2 separate regions of the Homo sapiens genome follow, and region 1 is linked to region 2. The links are chromatin contacts, found by Hi-C or POLR2A ChIA-PET in ENCODE. All regions are on one chromosome and are shown on one strand. Each heading gives the region's core, a stretch centred on a gene start or an enhancer-like site at or near the end of the contact. The rest is flanking DNA. Distances are from core to core; before and after follow the strand shown. Region 1 has its middle 88 kb from the start of NKX2-1-AS1. Region 2 has its middle 64 kb from the start of MBIP.

Region 1 (2,874 bases), core at 296-2,795, 47 kb before region 2:
CCACAATGAGATACCATCTCACACCAGTTAGAATGGCGATCATTAAAAAGTCAGGAAACAACAGGTGCTGGAGAGGATGTGGAGAAATAGGAACACTTTTACACTGTTGGTGGGACTGTAAACTAGTTCAACCCTTGTGGAAGTCAGTGTGGTGATTCCTCAGGGATCTAGAACTAGAAATACCACTTGACCCAGCCATCCCATTACTGGGTATATACCCAAAGGACTATAAATCATGCTGCTATAAAGACACATGCACACGCATGTTTATTGTGGCACTATTCACAATAGCAAAGACTTGGAACCAACCCAAATGTCCAACAACGATAGACTGGATTAAAAAAATGTGGCACATATACACCATGGAATACTATGCAGCCATAAAAAAGGATGAGTTCATGTCCTTTGTAGGGACATGGATGAAACTGGAAACCATCATTCTCAGCAAACCATCGCAAGGACAAAAAACCAAACACCTCATGTTCTCACTCATAGGTGGGAATTGAACAATGAGAACACATGGACACAGGAAGGGGAACATCACACTCTGGGGACTGTTGTGGGGTGGGGGGAGTGGGGAGGGATAGCATTAGGAGATATACCTAATGTTAAATGACGAGTTAATGGGTGCAGCACACCAACATGGCACATGTATACATATGTAACAAACCTGCATATTGTGCACATGTACCCTAAAACTTAAAGTATAATAATAATAAAATTTAAAAAAATTATCTGTTTTTCTGAAGCACATATTTGTATATTCACAAACACATTTATAAAAAATGTAATCATAAAATGTCCAAGGTTTTGCAGTTTAAATTTGTTCACTCAATAAATGTTTTACAAAATCATCTTTAATGGCTATATCGTATTCCCATTACAGATGTTACATAATATATCAGTTAATCCCCTAGTGTTACATATTTATGACCTTTGAAAGTTTCAATAGCTTGAAAAGTAATTCTATCAGGTTAGTGACTCTAAGAAATTGTTCATAGATCAAAATCAAAAGCAAGAAAACTGTTTCCTCTCTATTTTCTCCCCTAAGATACCAAAACTATGTAACAACTAAAAAATCAGACATATTGGACATTGTTATTTATAACTTATGCCTCATCTAGGTCCAACAAGACTTACAATAAAGGATCAATATCTTTCATTATTACTCTTAAACTAAAAGCAATCAATTTAAGTTAAAAGGTTTCTTTATGAAATGTCCCCATAGCAGGGCACATATTAGTGTTACCTAATCTTTTTTCCACTAAGGACCTCTTTCGCTCACTTCCCTGGACAACATCCACACTGCCTGTGGACACCATGTTCTGAAAGCTATGTACCAAACAAACAGCATTTAGTAAGTGTTGGCATACTTTCCACTTAAATATCGAGTCAAGTTTTCGTGAATAACCAATGGCTATCAGAGTTGCACAATCATGTAAAATAATTAACCTACAATGTGAAAAAGCAATGAGCTATTTCTTGTGAAATGCTCTGCAGTGACTGCTAGCCTGTTGATAGGATAACACAGCCAGGTGTCCCAATCCCATCCCACAAATGACTATGAAGCCAGCAACGGTCAAGCCAAACTTCTTCCCAACATGATCTAACCAGTTTCCCTAAGGAAAAGGTGATACGTAATTCTAACCAAAAGCAAAAAAAAGACTAATGTTTTAAACTTTCTGAAATAGTGAATATAACTCACAGACTGAAACTAGTACCCACTACCTGTCCTCCTTTATTTTTGTGTGTGACAAGAAATTCAGAGTTCAAACTATGAGGAACACATTGCCCGTGCCAGCCCATTCCTTAGCATTCTGGATCTTCCACAAACTGGCTCCAAACCACTGTTGGAGCTCATTTTTCACTCTTCTCCTTCAATGCTCCTTCCATGCCAGCTAAATTCGACAGCTCTGCATTCCTGCATTTTCACCTGCGAAAGCCGCTGGGAAGTATTCCCATCTCCATGCTATTCTTCCTGGGCTCCATTAATCAGAATGCCTTTCCCACCCCCATCTGCATCCTGTATTTGTATCTAAATTCCACATGTTGTTTGAGACCTACCACAGTTCCCATAAGTTTGAGGTGAATAACCATTGAGCATAGGTACTACAAGTGTTGTATGCTTGGATATCCATAAGGCTTAGTACTTAGCATTAAGCACTTCACGAGTGTCTTTGCATAAGATAATTTCTCCTTCTTCTAAATTGATATAACACTGTGACTCCTTTTCTCTACTTCTTTTTTCTACTGTATCAAAATAATTTATCTGCATCTCTTATCTCTCAATATAGTATGAACTCTGGTGGATAGAGTCTGTCTCTAATTCACTTTTGGGTTACCAGAGCAACTTAAGATTTTTAGGGGCTGAATGAGTATTCGATGAATCATCATATTATTATTCTAGCTCTGCAAAACCTTCAAGATGCTGCATGTACTTACAGGCTGAGGTGAGGGGATGGTGATGACTAGAGTCAAGAAGGACTGAGTTGGTAATCCTGGTTCTGGGTAACCCTGGGCAAATCTATTCACCATTTTAAGCCTCAAATGCAAGCTTTTTGTACAGATTGAATAAAGGTTGCACACGGATGTCCCAACTCACCCTTGTCTCTACCTGAGTTCATCTCCTTTTCCCTGAATGAGTTCCTTCTCCCAAATTCTCTGTATCAGTTTGTGGCACCAATATCCACTGAAACTCTCTCCTTCAGCCCCTAGCTCCCATTAGTTACTTGGTCCTAACAATTTTGTATCTTAAATGTTTCTTGGTTCTTTCCCTTTTTTCCATTCTGTATAGCAGTCCCTCCAGCCCCATCTCATCCTCTCTCCTCAGGGTCACTGCAGCAACACCATTCACTTTCCTGTTTGACACCTTCA
Region 2 (2,791 bases), core at 279-2,778:
GCTGGTCGATGGGGCAGTCAGAATGCCATTTTATATGGGCACAGTTCATGGTGCCCCAAAACAACTACAATAGTAACATCAAAGATCACTGATCATAGACCACCATAACAGATGTAATAATGAAAAAGTTTGACATATTAACAGAATTACCAAAGTGGACACAGAGACTGGAAGTGAGCACATGCTACTAGAAAAATGGCACCAGTAGACTTTCTGGATGCAAGGTTGCCACAACCTTCAATTTGTAAAAACCACAATATCTGTGACATGCAATAAAGTGAAGCACAATAAAAGGGGGTGTGCCTGATGCACATATTATACACATACCATTGTTATACCCTCAGGTAAGACACTGCCAGTGTTGTGTGATTTAGAGGGCCTTGGGAAGGCTTCCCTGCCAATACCTCCCTTATTGGTTTTTTAGGATACCAGAAATTCCATCCTTAAGGAGTTTAATTTCTTCAGATTAAGAGATTACTCAATATTAAAATGCTGCATTGAGGGCCCTTCTTATTTGTTCCTGCAGCATGTTGTATATACCTCTGAATTTTAATGAATTTTAATTGCTTTCTATTTTCCCAAGACTCAGCTCATCCCAGAAGGGAGGATGTCAGATGGCTCTGTTCCCCAGTGCATTTCTCAAGGCCAGGCACAGAGAAGGCTCTCAGTATGTGTTTGTCAGTTGAATGAATGCTCCTAGGAGACAGAACATAAAGATTAGACCTTGTATTTCTACTCAAACTATTGAGAAGTTGAATTGAGGAAATATATGTGAAGGCATTTTGTAAACTATGAACCACTCTACAAATGTATATTATTATCATTGGAATGCGAATTATTTTCTTAGATAATTTCCAAGGGATAGGTTTTGATGGGTAGAGGTATGATATTCTAAGTCTTCTCTACCAATAATTTTTAAAAATCTCTGACTTGTTCTCCAGCTGCTTCATGCTAAAAAGCTCAACTTCTTATAGGACAAAGGACAGCTGGGAAAAGAAATTAATGAGGAAATGTGTCACTTCTGTAAAAACAGGCATGAGTGAATGGGTCAGGATTATATGGGAACAAGGTATAGAAAAATACATAAAGCATGTGCTGAAAGCCTCAAATAGCACTTTTCATCTATTCCAGAGTCTTTGGTCAATGACACTTCTTTATATGAGATGGAGTTCTTTGGCACAGGACTTTTGTCCTTGTGAAAAACATGGCTTCTCTCTCTAGGATGCAAAGAAAATGTTTTAAAACTGGAATTTTTGTCATTAGTTTCCCAGGAAACCATTTTGGTTCTGATGCTAATTTGTGTATCTGACTGTTTTGACTGAAACTGAGGCCTCTTGCTCTAAGGGAGCAGAAGCAGAAGGAAAGGCTGCTTTGGGTTCCTGCCCACCAAGAGGGTGCCAGGCTGAGAATGCCAAGTCATCTCTCAGTTCCACCCTATGCTTGGTGCCAGTTGGCACCAGGCTTCTCAGTTGAGGTCACCGAGTGTGGGGCTGGGAGTTGGAGAATCACTTTCTTTTTTTAGTTCTGACTCCAAGAGAGTAGAGGTTGGGCCCAGCAAACACTCACTGCTGTCTGAGTTAGATGGAGCCAGCAGACAGGCCTGAGCAAGACAAACAGTTCACATCTTGAAATGGTTCTAAGTTTCCTGCTTAAGAAATGTTCTTTATCTCCTCCCTTAGATGGAATGATGTCCCTAGAGGGCATGGATACACCTCTACCAAGGCATCTACAAATGATCTGTATTTACATTTCTGTGGCTTTTTCTTTCGCTAAGTAGAACCTCAGTGATGATGGCTTTGAAGGGTGCGGCTTTGCGTGCCAAAGAATGTCGCATTCTCATTTAATGCCTTTAATGTTCCCTAAAGAGGTAGTTTGTTTGTGCATTTCAGCTCCAACTGCCTGGTTGAGAAGTAGGTTTGTTAGCTGCTGACAGTCCTGCTGACTTTCTGTAGGCCGTGCATAGCTCACACGCAGGACTCTCTCAGTCAGACCTGCTCTCGCATCTACATGCAGCACACAAAGGAGACCAAGGTTAACATGGTCTTGGTAAAAACCACTCAAGTGCCATGTAACCACCAAGTATGAACCCTGGACTAGACTACTGCTTACTTTATAGGCAAAAGCTCTCACATATATCTCAATAGCATTCTCTCTAGTATAGAATCATGCTGTTTAGTGATTCCAGTATGGTACTCGCTAGCCACATGTGGCTACTGAGCATGTGAATTATGGCCAGTCTGGTTTGAAATGTGTTCAGTATGAAAGCATACTAGAATTCTAAAGACTTAGTAGGAAAAGATAATGTAAAATATATCAATACTTTTTTGTATGAGTTGCGTGTTGTAATGATAATATTTTGGATAGATTGGGTTAAATAAAAACATGATTAGAATTAATTTCACTTGTTTCTCTTTCTCTTTTTATTGTGGCTGCCAGAAAATCTAAAATTACATAAGTGTTTCACATTATACTTCGATTAGGCAGTACTGACCCAGAGTGAGTATCACAATGCTCATTCATTCCCTCAGTCAGTGTTTATTGAGTGACTAACGTGCTAGAATAAAGACCCAGGCTGTGCTCTCAGAAGGCCGCCATTCCAGGAGAGAGGCAGCTATCTACAGGGGAATAGCCCAGGGGTGAGGGCCGGAACAGAATAACATGCAGAATAACAGGGTGAGTGCTATGGAAGCCCCAAGGAAAGGAAGACACTGGTGAAGAACATAATCATGGAAGGCTTCAAGGAGAAGCTGAGTTTTAAAACACACAGGAATTTTAGCAGTTAGAGGAAAAG

Evidence for each region. Hi-C counts contacts between places; a loop is a spot of excess contacts on that map. ChIA-PET counts read pairs that join two places held with the same protein, here RNA polymerase II (POLR2A). Pooled maps may share reads with other maps.
Region 1: a loop to region 2 is called in a map of gastrocnemius medialis, with 2.2 times the contacts of the local background. The contact joins two enhancer-like sites. A Hi-C loop is called at or near these places in 5 of 168 maps with a recorded cell type or tissue (breast epithelium, gastrocnemius medialis, mesothelial cell of epicardium and 1 more) and 1 of 50 pooled maps. POLR2A ChIA-PET finds 5 or more read pairs at or near these places in 1 of 52 experiments (H1).

What each region holds. Positions count from the first base shown.
Region 1 is chr14:36,429,447-36,432,320 of GRCh38, reverse strand. No RefSeq gene overlaps it. Among named protein-coding and RNA genes, the nearest start is that of NKX2-1-AS1, 88 kb to the left of the region's middle. Within about 2 kb of position 1,545, at least 2 of the 41 ENCODE cell types and tissues checked have a DNase peak (open chromatin) inside an H3K27ac peak, as active enhancers do.
Region 2 is chr14:36,382,973-36,385,763 of GRCh38, reverse strand. No RefSeq gene overlaps it. Among named protein-coding and RNA genes, the nearest start is that of MBIP, 64 kb to the right of the region's middle. Within about 2 kb of position 1,528, at least 9 of the 41 ENCODE cell types and tissues checked have a DNase peak (open chromatin) inside an H3K27ac peak, as active enhancers do.